Regions from separate parts of the Homo sapiens genome. Here region 2 is linked to region 1. The links are chromatin loops, found by intact Hi-C in ENCODE. Cell type or tissue: ascending aorta. All regions are shown on one strand. Links, peaks and the distances in the headings refer to the core of each region. The heading gives the core; the rest is flanking DNA. Region 1 has its middle 230 kb from the start of IGFBP3. Region 2 has its middle 300 kb from the start of IGFBP3.

Region 1 (8,342 bases), core at 295-8,294:
ACAAGCAATGGGGAAAGGATTCCCTATTTAATAAATAGTGCTGGGAAAACTGGCTAGCCATATGTAGAAAGCTGAAACTTGATCCCTTCCTTACACCTTATACAAAAATCAATTCAAGATGGATTAAAGACTTAAACGTTAGACCTAAAACCATAAAAACCCTAGAAGAAAACCTAGGCATTACCATTCAGGACATAGGCATGGGCAAGGACTTCATGTCTAAAACACCAAAAGCAATGGCAACAAAAGCCAAAATTGACAAATGGGATCTAATTAAACTAAAGAACTTCTGCACAGCAAAAGAAACTACCATCAGAGTGAACAGGCAACCTACAAAATGGGAGAAAATTTTCACAACCTACTCATCTGACAAAGGGCTAATATCCAGAATCTACAATGAACTCAAACAAATTTACAAGAGTTGATTTTTTTTAAATAGTGAAAGACAGGGTCTAGTTTCATTCTTTTGCATGTGGATATCCAGTTTTTTTCAGCAGCATTTATTAAAGAGACTGTTTTTTCCTCACCTTTGTTAAAAATTAGTTAGCTCTAGGTGTGTGGATTCCTTTCTGGACTCTCTATTCTACTCTATTGGTCTATGTGTCTGTTTTTATGCAGGTGTCGTATTGTTTTGACTATGATAGCTTTGCAGTATTGCAGGGACCAAGGGGAGATTTCCCCCTTTGCCCTCAGAAGATTCATTGGAAAATCAACTTGCAAAATATAGATTAATAAAGGCATACACATTTATTTAACATGTGTACACAGAGACCTTCAGAATGAAGACCCAAAGATTCAGGGGAAATTGTCCACTTTTGTGCTTAGGTTCAACAAAGTACGAACAGTTTTGAAGAAATACGACTGGACAAAAAAGGACATGATCTAATGCTAATAGATGGAGTGGGGAAACCCAACAAGGCCTGTCTGTCAATATTTCTCTTGGCCTCTCTGAGTGGCATTCCTTCCTTCTGGGTGTAAAGCAGGACCCTCTCTGGAATGGGGGGGTCTTATGACCTATAGTCAAGCAAGGTAGATCAGGTAACTTTTTTTCTTTTTAAGTTATTTTTTTACATGGCCAGTTTTTACATAGAAAGGTGGAGAAAAAATTAGAGTACTATTTTTAGGTTTTATGACTGTCTTTGGGGAAAAGAGATTCTGGTTTCTATGAGCCACCTTACAGAATGGGAATTCTAGTTTCTATGGCAAGCCTCAGGGGAGAATGGGACTGAGAGACAGGAAGGCATGAAAAGTCAAAGAAAATCTTTTGTTTCTGAGGCTGATTCTGAGGCTTTCATTTTGGGCTACTGTTTTCTGAACCCCAACAGTGTATTTTGAAGTCTGGTAGTGTGATGCCTTCAGCTTCAGCTTTGCTCTTTTTGCTAAAGATTGCAGTAGGCAATTACAAATACTCCTGAAACAAATGAAAAAAAATAGAAAGTGGAATCAAAGAAAAGAAACTGTGAAAGAGAACTGAAAGGAAATGATAGAACTGAAAAATACAATGACTGAAATTTAAAACTTACTGTATAGGCTTGTTAACAGGATGAATATAAAAGAAAGAATCAGTGAACTTGAAGATGGAGCAATATAATTACCTAATACAAACAACAGTGAGAAAACTGTGAGACAGTAACACAGATCTAACATTTGTACCATCAGAGTCCCAGAGGGAGGGCAATAAAAGGGTGGGGCTGAGAAACTAACTGAAGAAACAAAGGCTGAAAATGTCTCAGATTTGACAAAGAATGTAGAGCAACACTTTAAAAAAGCCGAGTGTTCTCCAAACAAGATAAGCCTAAATAATTACAAAACAAAACACATCATAATTGAACTTTAGAAAACTAAAGACAAAAAAAGAAAAAAAAAAAAAGCATTGATCCTTGGGCACCCATGGATGAAGAGGCTCCGAGAGATGCTGCATAGGTGGAAAAACCAAGACCAGGAGTGGGAACCAGATCCAAAGCTGAACATTTCAGAGGATCCTGAGTGTCAGATGTCCAGGGCAGCATTGCTGATGTTCCCCAGGACTCTGACCTCAGGGACGGTTCAGAGAAGCTGCAGCTGTACGACACAGGGAAGAAAACAAAATTAAAGAGCAGAGAATTTAGGGTTTTGACAGCCCAAGGTTATAACCCTCCACCATCTAAAGAGGAGATAGCCAAGAAATTGGGAAAAAGTGAAGTCAGCACACACCTCATTGCAATTCAGAGCATTGCTAGGATGCAGTTGTTCCATATATGTAGCAAATATTTCAACTGACATTCAGATCTTCACAAGCACCACAGGATCCCTGCTCATGAGAAGGTCTACAGTGGAAAGAAGATGGGAAAGGCTTCAGATATGGGTTGAAATAGTCATGGCACCAGAAAATCCACACTGGGAAGAAGCCCTGCTCACATCAAGCATGTAGACAATGCCTTCACTGGGCATTGGGAAGGAGGAAAGAAAGGAGGAAAGAAAGTCCTTCCTTCTGCAACATCAGAAACTTCATAATGGAGAGAAGCCCTAGAAATGTGGGGACTTGGGGAAAACCTTCAGATATAATGGAACACTTATTCAGCATCAGAGAACCCACACTGGGGAGAAACCCTTTGAATGTAAGGAATATGAACATGCTTTTCGGTTCATGAGTGTGCATTCACACTAAGGAGAAACCCTACAAATGTAAAGGGTGTGGGTGTAGTTTTAGTCTTCCTCTGTCCTGATTCAGCATCACAGAGTCTACAGGGAGAGAAATGTTATGAATGTAAAGAGCATGCAGGGCCTTCTGCCAGAGGTGGGTAATTCTTCAGCACCAGAGATTCCATGCTGGGAAACCGTCTGTGAACTTGGGGAATGCTGGCAAAGGCTCCCTGTGTCTCTTGCTTCACAGTGCAGCAAGGAACACACACTGGGGGAGAATTTCATGAATGCCAGGAATGTGAGAAAGCATCCAGTTGAAAAATCATCTAGGTTCTGCATCAGAGTTTGCACTGGGGAGAAACTTTATGAGTGTAAGGTGTGTGGGACAACAGCCTTCCAATGGGGCACAGCTTTCAGTTTTACTCAGCATCAAAAATTGCACTTTGGGAGGCCGAGGTGGGGGAATCACAAGGTCAGGAGTTCAAGACCAGCCTGGCCAAGATGGTGAAACTCCATCTCTACAAGAAATATAAAAATTAGTGGGGCACGGTGGCAGGCGCCTGTAATCCCAGCTACTCGGGAGGGGAGGCTGAAGCAGGAGAATCACTTGCACCCCGGGGGCGGATATTGCAGTGAGCCGAGATCGCACCACTGCACTCCAGCTTGGGTGACAGAGTGAGACTCGGTCTCAAAAAAAAAAAAAAAATTGCACAACGGGAAGAAAGGCACCCATGGTTCTGGGCTGCTCTTTTCTGTCCCCCTCCCCTTCTTGCCAATGCTTGTGGTCTGCCCCAGTTGTGACCCTCTCCCCTCCTCCCCACCTCTAGTGCCCCTTCTCCCTCTATGCCCCTTTTATGCTATTCTTTTCTTTTGAGTACATCTCCTTCAGGACCTTGCTTCCTCTGGAAGTCACTCCTCATAGCCTGAAAGCTTTGTCTCACTCCCTATGAACTCCTTTATGTTTTCATTACCCATCAATAATGGCCCAAAGTGAGCAGGGTTCTCACTGGTTTCCCATCATGTCTTTAATGACACTTTCCTGGTCTTGCAGAAGTTATTATCACTTTCCCAACTCCTTTTCAATTTCTCACATTAAAGACCACTTTTAATGACTCTGACTCTATCCCCTGGGAAGGAAATGGACTATCTATTTAGTTTGCCCTGCTTTGGGGGTTACTGGAGTTGGAAGAGTTTGTAGAAGATTTGGGGTTTTAGGAGATTGTGTCATCACAAGTCACAGACCATTGTAATTGGAGAAGCCTTCTGGAAGAGGCCATCAGAGAAGGCACCCAGTGGTTGCCCTCGGGATGGATGATGAGCCATTTGGTTGGTCAGGGGCAAGGCTCATTGTGCGGAACCGGAGTCTTGGTATTTTTAATTGCCCTCATAATTTTTATTACCAGTTATGAGTATCCTGGGTGACTATGTCATAGACCAAGAAAATAACCTCTGAACAGAATGTGAGTGATTAATTTAAAATTATGGCTTTAACTAGACTGGAAGGGAATGTGGTTTTTCTGTTTGGATTTCTTTTCTATTCTTATTCAGATGTCTGTTAACTTCAGTGTTCACTCCAATCCATAGATGCCAAGAGTGAAGTGGGCTGGGGCATTTCATTTCTAAAAGTACACATGGCATGGAGTCAGCAGCTTCACGCTGGGAAGTGCCCGAGAAAAGGGGAGGAGCGATGCACCCCTGGCCTGCTGAGAGGAGTCTGTGCCAGCCTCACTTCTGATGCCTCACAGCTCTCTGACACGATTGCATCCCCCAGATGCCTCACGGAGAAAATGTGAATTTGGGACTGGTGACACGTCAATTAATTTCACAACACCGGAAAGCACACTCAGGATGCTGGTCTTATCACGTGTTGGATCTCACTGGATTAGCTGTTTTCCCTCCAGTGGCTGGAGCCTAGGACCATCCTGGATGGCAGCATCTCAGACTCAGAATAGTGCAGCAACAGGGAAAGCTATTCAAAAAGTATATCCAGTGGGAAGAGAGTTCTCAAAAAATTGTATATACACTATTATTATAACAGCATGATATTATGTCTGTGGGGCAGGGCACGGGGAGATGTTTATTGCAAATGTATTTTGGTCAGGTTTAGGAATTTATACTTTAAAAAGCCAACTTTTAAGTGCATATTTTAATGAGTTTTGAGAAATGAATACAATTGCATAGCCAAGATGCAGAAAATTTTCACCACCTAGAAAAGTATGCTTGGTGTCTATTGTTCCCTTCTTTATGTCCATGTGTGCTCTATGTTTAGTTCCCACTTATAAGTGAGAATATGTGGTATTTGGTTTTCTGTTTCTGTCTTAATTTGCTTAGGCTTGCAGCCATTATCCTGAAAGGACATAATTTTGTTATTTTATAGCTGTGTAGTATTCCATGGTATATATGTACCTCATTTTCTTTATTCAGTCCACTACTGATGGGCATCTAGGCTGATTCCATGTCTTTGCTATTGTAAATAGTGCTGTGATCAACATATGCACGCATATGTCTTTGCCGTGGAATGATCTATATCTCTTTGGGTATATACGCAAAATGGGATGGCTAGGCTGAAGGGTATTTCTGTCTTAAGTTCCTTGAGAAATCTCCAAACTGCTTTCCATGGTGGCTGAACTACTTTACATTCCCACCAGCAGTGTATAAACGAGCCGTATTCTCTGCAACCTTACCAGAATCTGTTGTTTTTTGAACTTTTAATAGTAGCCATTCTGACTGGTGTGAGATGATATCTCATTGTGGTTTTTAATTTGCATTTCTCTAATGATTAATGATGTTGAGTATTTTTTCATCTGCTTGTTGGCTGAGTGTATGTCTTCATTTGAGAAGTGTCTGTTCATGTCCTTTGCCCATTTTATAATGAGGTTTTTTTGTGTGTGTGTTGACTTGTTAAAGCTTGTTATAGATTCTGGGTATTAGATCTTTGTTGGATGTGTAATTTGCAAATGTTTTCTTCCATTCTGTAGGTTGTCTGTTTACTCTGTTGATAGTTCCTTTTGGTGCAAGCATCTGGAAAGCTCTCAAGTACCAGGCAAGTTATAGGGATGTATTGCTAAATGGAGATTTGATATCTTTTATTCCTCCCATGATTTTTCTGCTGTTATTTTTTTAAGTCAGCAGTGATTGCTTTTATTGGTAAGGATATCCAGATATAGAAAAGTATACCAAATAGTACAGAATAAACATCCAAATATTTATATCAACTGGAATTTTCTCTGTGACATTGGATAAGTAGCTGAATTTTACTGAATTTTTTCATAGTTAAAATAGGAACAGCACTCTTGCCAGGAGGATCAAATGCGTAGATAGACATAAAAATGCTTCTTCACTTCTCTTCCCTCTGAATCTCCATTTCTCTTTCTATTTACTTGTTTTTAAATAGACTATTTTAGAATAATTTTATTTTATAGAAAAATTTATTTCTTTATAACAATCATGTTATAATTTATATTAATTTAATTTATATAATTTTTATTTATAAAGATAAATTTTATGATTTCTAATTTTAATTTATAATTTAAAAAATTTTCCATAAGTTACTGGGGTACAGGTGGTATTTGGTTATATGAGTAAGTTATTTAGTGGTGACTTGTGAGATTTTGGTGCACCCATCATGTGAGCAGTATACACTGCACCATATTTGTAGTCTTTTATTCCTCACTCCCCTCCTACTCTTCCCCCCCAAATTCCCAAAGTCCATTGTATTATTTTTATGCCTTTGTGTCCTCATAGCTTAGCTCCCATATATCAGTGAGAACATACAATGTTTGGTTTTCCATTCCTGAGTTACTTCATGTAGAATAATAGTCTCCAATCTCATCCAGGTCACTGCAAATGCTGTTAATTCATTCTTTTTATGGCTGCATAGTATTCCATTGTGTATATACACACACACACATATATATATATATCACAGTTTCTTTATCCACTCATTGATTGATGGGCATTTGGTTCATTCTATTTTATAGAAAAATTGCAAAGATAGTGCAGAGAGTTCCCATATACCTGTTTAACACCTTATATTAGTATGGTACATTTTTCACAATTAATGAATCAACGTTGCAACACTATTATTAACTAAAGTCCATACTTTATTCAGATTTCCTTAATTTTTACCTTATGTTCTTTTTCTGATCCAGGATCCCACTGTGGATATTGCATGGCATTTAGTCGTTATGTCTCCTCCAGCTCCTCTTGGCTGTGACAGTTTCTCAGAATTTTGTTGCTTTTGATGATCTTGACAGTTTGAGGAGGACTGGTTAGGTGTTTTGTATAATGTCCCCTAACTGTTATTTGTCTAATGTCTTTCTCATCAACAGACTGGGGTTATAGGTTCTTGGGAGGAAGGCCACAGAGATAGAGGGCCATTTTCATCACATCCTGTCAAGGGTAAGCACTGTCAGCATGACTTCGCCCTGTTAATGTTGACCCTGATCTCTGGCTGAGGTTATGTTGGTGATATTTCTCTACTGTCAAGTTACTTGTTTTCTTTTCATACTGTACTCTTTGGATGGAAGACACTATCAACAATCAACACTTAAGGGGTGAAGAGTTTACTCCATCTTCTAGAGGCCAGAGTTTCTACATAAATTATTCGGAATGCTCCCGCCTAGGACATTTTTCTCTTCACCCCCATTTATTTATTTATTCAATGTTTTATTTTGATCAGTATGGACTCATGTTTATTTATTTCATATTTTGAATTATCATCCAATGTTACTTTTTGTTTTTCAAATTGTTTCAGTTTTGGCCATTGAGACCTTTTCCAGTTGGTTTCTGTGTTCCTTTGACATGCCCCCAACATGTTTGTTTTGGGTTTTATTTTCAGCACTTGCTCGCTTTTTGGCACAGTAAGATACTTCGGGATCATCTCGTATACTTCCTGTTCCAGTCCTAGAATCAGCAATTTTTCTGAGAACCCCTGGCTCCTTTCATGAGAGAATGATGTTAGACACCAAGATCTGGGTGCCTGTGCTTGCTGGTGCTGGGGTATAGTTGCTTGCAGGCACTTTGACCTGACAGAGCAAGAAAATACATATGCATACCAACCTGCATGTGTACACATTTCTGTGTGTGCCTATCTCTACATCAAGATAAACATGAGTTCACAGTGATGTTTCCAAGACTAATCCACTACCATATGGGTCATTAGAGCCTCCTCTCTTGCTTGTTGCCTCTCCCACAGTGAGAAACCTGGCTCTTACCACCTGCCATTCATTTACTTAATTGTTCAGTTGTAGTGTACATGTATAGTGTTTTCAGAATCATTTTTTTTGCTTACTCTATAAGCTAACCATTACCTTCTGCCTCAGCTCAGTGCTTTTGTGCTTGTGCCTTACATTCCCTACTGTAAATCCACAAAGACAAGATTTGTATATATTTGATTCTCCTTTATTTCCATTGTAGAAGAAGGAATTTATTTGTCTCATGATTTTTTAAAGAAATATTTTAGATTCCTTAAAATAGGGCCATTTTAGGAGAAGGAATTCTATGCATGTGTGGGGACAGGTGGGTGCAACTTGGAAGTTCTGTTAACAAGAAAAGCTTGTGATGATGGGTGTGAAAATGAGTGGGAGGTGGCTGTGGTGAACAAGATGTCTCCAGACTAAAGAATTACAGGAAATTATCCAGGTGGATTCAATCTATAGTATGTGTCATTGCCACATGGAATATGGGATGACCAGATTCTAACTCAATGGTTCTAAGTC
Region 2 (8,342 bases), core at 117-8,116, 77 kb after region 1:
CAACGTGTCTCACTCCCAGCCTGCAGGCCTCAGGTGGAGGCAGAGCCAACGTGGCACATTCCTGTGTCTCATTTCAACCTAGGGAAGCTGACTGTGAGTAGGGCATGAGGACTTTTGTGTCCAGGCAGGTTTATTATGAGGCTGCGGTCTTGTTCTACACCACGTACACACACAGATAATTGGACCTCTGCCTATGTACAGATGGCAGAAATTCGGTCAATTAGTCTCTCTCTCTCTCTGGAAAATTAGTAAGAATCAAAAATAGAAATAAGGACTGAGGAAGTCATTAAGCATTGTTAGTGGGGAGTAACTTGGTTAAGGCATTACAGACTCCTGTACTGAAAAGACAAGCAAAAGCCCTGGAGCCACCCAGGGTCCTGAGTGATGGTCCTGCACCCCCTCCCACTCTCCAAGGTCAGTTCCTGCAGGGCTGGTAAAACCTCCATGCCAGGGGTGCCCTCACAAATGTTTCTAAACCCAAGCCCTTGAGGTCACCTACATGAATTCCTTATACATACAGCCAACGAGTCTGCAGGAAGCCTGTCTCCAGGTTGGAGTCTGCTTTGTAGAGGACAAGGGAGCCATCCCTGAGGTGGGAGGGAAGAGGGGAGGAAGCCCAGGTGGGTTGGAGGCAGAGCTTCAAACATGGGCCTACAGGTATATAAGCTCTCAGAAGACAAGAGGGAGAAAGTGCTGGGAACACGGCAAAGAAGTGTTCATCATCTTAATTTTCCTGTAAGTATCATTCCAGAAAGAGGGAGACCAAGTTGTAATTCCAACCCAGGGTTCTCACTCCAGAACCCAGGTTTCTGTGCTGTATCCAAACCTCTAACGCTGACTCAGGCAGCTAACGGGAACAGCTGGACTGGACGGAGCAGCATGATTGGAGGAAACTATGTTCCTAGGAATACTGTTTTAACTCAATGAGTGTAGTCAAATTGTGGGTTATTGTGGTTTATTAAAGCAGAGCTCCATTGTTGGAATGCCAACTCCCTATCAGACCAGCACTGGGCTTTCTAATCTTAATTTATAGTCCTCTTGACCACCTTGCCAGTGGGTACAGGTGACTTTATTTAGCAAACGAGGAGACTGAGGCACAAAAAGTTTGATGAGTGTGCTCAGGGTTGCAGAGATTGTAGGTGACAAAGCTGAGAAAGCTTTGATAGATTGATGACTGATTTATTTTTTTCTTCCCTTTGTTCTTTTTTGCAACCTGGCATGTGCCGGGCAAGTTAACCTACTCCTATGAAAATGATCTGCTTTCAGACCACGCCCAACCTATCAGGGACATGAAGCAGGGCTGCAGAATATCAAAGCACCATCTAGAGACTCAAAATCCGGAGACCCTATCAATTCCAAGGAGGATAAAAATCACCTTTGATTGCTCGAATCTGGGAAGGGCAGGTAGATGGGGTGACATTTGAAATGAGTCTTGAAGAGTGTCTAGGAAATGACTGAAAAGAGGCTTTCCAGTGTGCGGGGCACGATCGCCCTTGATATTTAGTTGTGTTTTACTGGCTGAAAAGTCTTTTCTTATTTATTTTTTCACATAATAAAATTTGCACGGTGATTTTCATGGAGTGACCAAGATAAATAGGTGGAGCTGCAAATACGTGTGCTGAGCAAGGGCAATGGTCAGACGCTCAGCCACGGACAGAGCACTGGAGGACAGGTGCTCTGGGCCACCCCTTGGGGGATCGTGAAAAGCAGAATCCCCCTCCCCTCAGTAAGAACCCACTTTATTTAACAACAGCCACTGGAGAAGTTCAGAGAAACCAAAAGATGATTCTTTGAAAAGATGAATAAAATTGATAAATATCTAGCTGAGAGGAAGTAGGGGCAGGGGACATGGAAGAGAGGAGGGAGGAGAGAGGATGAAAAAGGGGCACCTACAGAGATCCTACAGACAGAAAGGAAAATAGGGAATACTGGGAAAACTTTATGTCAATAAATTTGACACACTAGCGTTAAAATAGAGAATTTTTTTTTCACCTGAGGTCAGGAGTTTGCGACGAGCCTGACCAACATGGTGAAACCCCGTCTCTACTAAAAAATACAAAAATTAGCCGGGCATGGTGGCAGGCGCCTATAGGCTGAAGTGCAATGGCACTGTCTGGGCTCAATGAAACCTCCGCCCCCGGGGTTCAAGCGATTGTCACGCCTCAGCCTCCTGAGTAGCTGAGATTACAGGTGCCCGCCACCATGACTAGCTATTTTTTTTTTTTTTTTGGTATTTTTAGTCGAGGTGGGGTTTCACTATGTTGGCCAGGCTGTTCTTGAACTCCTGACCTCAGGCGATTTGCTCGCCTCGGCCTCCCAAAGTGCTGGGATTACAGGCGTGAGCTACGGCATCTGGACTAGAAATGTTTTAAAAGACACAAATGACCAAGCTAGGTTTTGTTCCAAATGATGATGAAAAACCATTAAGCAGTCGTTGTTGTGAAGTGAGTTGAGGGGAAAGATGGGCATGGGAGCCCAGACCCAGTAACTTGCAGTTACCCAGGGAGTGAAGACGGGTCCTACTAGGAGGTTGATGGCGGCAGTGGCTGACAGCATCAGGAACTAGAGAAGAAGAGGAGTCCTGAGGATCCAAAGCTCTCAATATCATCAACTGGGGAAAGCCATTTATGGTCTCAGGACCTGGAGGTAGGAACACACTTGAGGGGTTTGGGCAAACAAGTGTTCAGTTTGGGGGATGTCAAGGCTGAATAGCTGGTATTCAAATGCATGGAGGTCGAGAGGCAGTTGTGCATGCTAATACCATGCAGAAGAAATGTTGGGACAGGAGATGTAAACATTAGGAAGCTATCAGCACATAGTGCAGCTTCAGAGCAGTGAGTGCAGTGAGAATGGGAGAATCAGACTGAGCCGGAACTTTTCTGGGAACTGGGGAGAAGAAGGAACAACACAGGAGGAAAGCCAGAGGGAGTGATGCGATGACAGCTGAGCCCACAGAGCCTTTTCTAAAAAAGTGATGACAAAGTCTGTGTCAAATGCTGCTGAAAGGCCTGTATAGTGAACATTGCAAATTTCCCATGAGTTTTGATCAAGTGAAATTTATTAGTGACCCTGATGAGAACATTTTCACTGAAAGGAAGGACACCTGGAATGATGGAATGGAAGAAAGGAAGGACAAATATTAGACGCAGATGCTATAAACAATTCTTTCAAGGGGTTGATGATAGAAGAAAGCAAAAATAATGGTGGAAAATATTGGTACCATGTTAATACTTCGACGCTAGAGAAAATTGTTGTTAAAGTGAGGGATAATGTGGCGAGTATGATGTTGTTGGTAACTACTTAGTAAATATTGATAGGGTTGATTGTGGAAGACAGCGTGGCTATTCCTCAAGGATCTAGAACCAGAAATACCATTTGACTCAGTAATGCCATTACTGGGTATATACCCAAAGGAATAGAAATCATTCTACTATAAAGATACATGCACACGTATGTTTATCGCAGCACTATTTGCAATAGCAAAGACATGGAACCAACCCAAATGCCCATCAATGATAGACTGGATAAAGAAAATGTGGTACAAGTACACCACGGAATACTATGCAGCCATAAAAAGGAATGAGATCATGTGCTTTGCAGGGACATGGATGAAGCTAGAAGCCATCATCCTCAGCAAACTAACACAGGAACAGAAAATCAAACACTGCATGTTTTCACTCATAATTGGGAGCTGAACATTGGAAACACATGGACACAGAGAGGGGAACAACCATCAGGGCCTGTTGAGGGGTGGGGGGTGAGGGGAGGGAACTTAGAGGACGGGTCAATAGGTACAGCAAACCACCACGGCACTCGTATACCTATGTAACAAACCTGCATGTTCTGCATATGTATCCCATTTTTTAGAAGCTATAAAGAAAAAAGATATTGATAGGGTTGAATTGGAAATCCCCAACTCCAACATTTTCTGCAGAAATCAAACACACAAAAGCTAAAATATATTTTAAATGTACTATGTAATTTCTTACTTAATTGTATTATGAAGTGAATTTTTCTGCAAAGCAAAATATCTTTTAGCAAAGACCTGAGCCCTGTGATGAATGACTCTTTGAGCCCACTTTCCCCACACTGGGCTCACTGACCAGCAGGACGTGGGTGACACTGATCCCAACAACCTGCTCATCTGGTTGACAACTTAGGGATCATTGTGCAGCTGTTCTCTATAGGGAACCCTAAACTAAAGGTCAGACGGGAACCTGAAGTCATTCTTAGCATCAAGGAATGCGTCTGGATGGATATTAGGCATTTTCCAAGAACTTATTTCACAGTGATTAAGGCATTTCTTGGGAGAAGCTCTAGAATTTAGAAATCTTTTGGCATTTCTGGCTTAGCGGAGCTTTTTCCGTTCAGAAGTTCTTCCACTGCCTCATTATTTTTAAAATAAATGTTTATGGAAAGACATTGTTAAAGGAAAACAGAGTTTAGCAATTATTTCTATTCAGATTCTTTCCCTTAAATCTGGTAATATTTTAGGTTGGACCTATCTGAATATTTTTAGTGTTGATCAACACTGATTATTAGTGATTTGCATTTTTACAAGAAATTGATTGTATGAGTATACATACAGTACTAGGCATATAAGAAACATTGGTTTGAAAGTGTTACAAAAAGAATATGGATTTAACTTTTTTTCTTTCTTTCATCTTTCTTCCTTACATATTTATTGAAAGCCAACATGTAGTGGGAACTGTGTTTTTTCATGGAATTCAAAGAAGATACTGGCATAGGTACTGCCCTATGGGATTCCACAGCCCAGTGTGGGAGCCTGTCACAGAAACTAACAACAGTGGCAGCAGTGACACTGGGGTAATAATAAGCTACTACTGTTTAGTATGTGCCAGGCTCTCTGCTAAGCACTGTGCACAGATTATTTCACCCACTGTCAAAAGCACATGCTATCATTTTCCTTATGGTTTTAGATGAGAAACCTGAAGAGCAGAGAGGTTGAGTGACTTGTCCTTCCTGTCACAGGATTGGTGAGCCACAGAGGCGCGCATCCCCACAGCCAGCACTTGGCACGATGACCCAGGGAGGGAGCAGAGGAAGTGCCCCAGGGAATCCAGGGGACCCATTCAGCAGCCCAGATGGAGGGTCTTAAAAGATACATAGGAGTAAGTCCAGAGAAGAGGGGTTGTGGAAGGCAGCCACTGGCAGGAATGAAACGATGAATGCCTGAGAGGTGAGGTGCTTTGGCAGAGAGGAAATTGTAGTAATGCAGAGTCGCTGGAGTGGAGAGAGGGGGATGAGAATCAGCATAGTGGGCTGAGGGGCTGGAAGGGAGTGAGGAACTTAGGCATTTTGTCAAGAAGATGGAATTCTGTCTAGTGGATTTTACTGTCACCGAACCAAACTGGATCAATTTGCCTACACAACGGAAAGTCAAACACCCAAGCACTGAGTTTTTGCAGCAAGGAAGTTTGATTGCTGTTTGGACAGAAGAGAGCAGGAAATGCTCAACTCTGTCTCTCTGAGCTGGGTTTGGAGCTTTATAAGCATAGGTAATGAGGTGCGATCTGACTGGATCTTGCAATTAGGTTTTGCTGGGAGGCATGATCTGACTGGATTCTGCCATGGAGAGATGCTAGGCTTGATATGATTGGATCCTGGATCCTGGTATACCCTGTTGGCTTCTTAATTCAGTCCCACTCCTCTGCCTGACCACTTAGGTTCCACTGGTGCCTTGTTTCTCTGGGAATGCTCCAGTTACGTGGCCTTCAACATGGGGGTCCATGGCAACTGACAAACAACTCATGACTCTGTTACATAAAAATTGAACCAGATCAATCTGTGTGGTGACATTGGGAAGAATATTTGGGGTTTGGGGGGGACATACTTTACAAAGAACATTCCATATGTTCTACAGAGATGGGACTGGAGAGGGAGAGAACTAAGGTAAGAGATTGGGAAAGAAAAATGGATTGAACAAATATTTAGAAACTAATAATGATGCAGCCTAGAGAATGCTTGTTTAAAGAGTAGAAAGGTGAAAAGGAATGTGGAATGTACCCGACTTCCTGGACATGGTTCTTGCTCTTTTTCTTGTGATACAAATCTAACTCCTTTTATGCAAGGGTCAGACCTACGACTAATTTTCCCACTCTGTAAGGCTGGGATTCCATTGGGAATCTAGGGCTGAGAAAACTCTATCCCCATTGAGATTGCTCTTCTCACCCCCACTTTGCACACCTGTCTGTTTCCCTGTGGGGCTGTATGAATTATTTGGATGCAACAAGCTGATGTTGTTATAATCTGAAGCTTCAGAGCCTGCCTGGTACCTGCAACACAATTGATATTTTAAAAAAGTGCCTAAGGAAGGAAACCATAGTAACATCAGAGTGAAGAAAACCTAGCAGACACCACCTTAATCAGGTGACCAGGATCATCATCACCAGGAATAAGACCTATTGGTACCATGTACTGCTAATGATATGATGTGTAGGGCATTTCATGTGCATGTCGCTCCTCTCCAAAATCTCTAACCCTAGTCTAATAATGAGCAAACACCAGACAAACCCAAATTGGGAACATCCTACAAGATACTTGACCAGTACTCTTCAAAAATGCAGGGTCATGAAAGATAAGGAGAGACAGACATTGCTGAGCTTCACCTGAGCCCTGTATCCCCAGAAGCATGAAGATGGAGAAATCTACCTACCAGCCCACATATTCTCACTCTCAACCTGTCTACCTGCCCCTTTAAGACACCAGACTCTTCAGTGATGTATGTTCTCCCTGTTACGATGACCTGAATTACATCATCCTTAGTTGTCTGTTGCATTTTGTCTTTCCAAAGACTGAGAAAACAAATACTTGTAATGTGATATTCTCAAATGCCCTAAACAGATAAAGGGCATTTGTGGGACACCCGGGGAAATATTAATAAAGTCGGCAGTTTAGTTAGTAGTATTGTGTTAATGTTAATGTTTTCATTTCAATAAATGCATGTGATTATGCAAAATGTTAACATTAGGGGAACATAGGTGAACCCTGTACTATCTTTTTAAGTATCTGGTGTGTCCAAAATTATTTGAAAAAAATCTTTTTTAAAGTTTCTGCTAAATGGCTAAATATCAGCAACATTTGTGTCTCCTCTGGAGCTCTGGAATCCTAAAATGTTGCAGAGGATGGTGAAGTGCACGTCCCAGAGCCACATCTAAGATGTGGCACTCATTCTCCACACTGCCAACAGTACTGAAAAAGGACAGCCCAGCCAGTGCTTCTCTAGGCGTTGCCTGAGCCAATAAGAGACCAAGACCCTGCTTCTCTCCAGGGGAACACATTTACCAAGACTAGTGACAGTGAGGGATAGAAAGGCCTTCCCCCTTGCTTTATGGAGGGTGCCTTTGGGGCCCTTTTTTGACGCAGAGTTTTCTGTCTTATGACCACATTACATTACAAACCTTGCATTTTCCCAATTCTATCAACTTCAACCCCCCCTTGATTGTTGATCCCAACAGCATTCACCAAATAAACTTCCTCTTCAAAATCTTTGGCTAAGAGACTATATTCCAGGGAACCTGACCTCTGTCAGGCATTTACTACATTGGTGCAAAAGTAATTGAGGTTTTTAACCATTACTTTTAACTGCAAAATCCTCAATTTCTTTTAATAAAAGGCACTCCACACACACACACGCACACACACACAAAACCACCTGCACTACTGTACTAATTGGGGTTGTCCAGAAAAACAGAACCAATGTAAGGGGCTTATTTTTAATAACTAGCTCATGTGATTGTAGGGGCTGGCAAGTTGGAAATCTGCAGGGCAGGCCAGCAGCCTGGAGAAACAGGGAGGGTTTCTATGTTGCAGTCTGGAAGCAGAATTCCTTCTTTCAGAAATTTCAATCTTTGCTCATGGGTCCTTTAACGGATTCAACTGACTTGAAAAGGCCTATCCATCCACATTATGTAGGGCAATTTGCTTTATGCAAAGTCTACTGATTTAAATGTTAATCACATCTAAAAAATACCTTCACAGCAACATCAAGACTGATGCTTGGCTAAACATCTAGGCACCATGACCTACCCAAGTTGACACAAAAAAATCAACCATTACAGTCCACCCACACTGTCAGCAAACGTAAAAGCAATAATTGCACATAGCATAGGCCATGGCAGAGCATGCTGTCTAGAGGGATCTTGCCTGTTACTACAGAAAGACGTTTTCGAGGCCAGGACTAGAAATGGGAAATGTGAATCGAGGCACTATTCCTTGTGTGACATCACTGGCATGTATTAAACACATGATTTTCTGGATTTACACTTATTATAATAATATAGATGGGACTGTGAGCAATAAGTTGAATAACATAAAATGCT

The links. Hi-C counts contacts between places; a loop is a spot of excess contacts. Peaks named below come from ENCODE experiments on the same cell type or tissue, not always from the same donor. Only the 100,000 strongest peaks of a DNase experiment are listed, where the experiment ranks them.
Region 2: a loop joins it to region 1, with 10 times the contacts of the local background. A loop is called at or near these places in 4 of 110 quality-filtered maps.

Annotation. Positions count from the first base shown.
Region 1 is chr7:46,142,699-46,151,040 of GRCh38, forward strand. It overlaps the pseudogene ZNF619P1. Among named protein-coding and RNA genes, the nearest start is that of IGFBP3, 230 kb to the left of the region's middle. In ascending aorta, for the core only: no CTCF peak of the experiment used is centred there; DNase peaks (open chromatin) are centred at 2,833 and 4,373; H3K27ac peaks cover 2,019 bases.
Region 2 is chr7:46,220,272-46,228,613 of GRCh38, forward strand. No RefSeq gene overlaps it. Among named protein-coding and RNA genes, the nearest start is that of IGFBP3, 300 kb to the left of the region's middle. In ascending aorta, for the core only: no CTCF peak of the experiment used is centred there; no DNase peak of the experiment used is centred there; H3K27ac peaks cover 953 bases.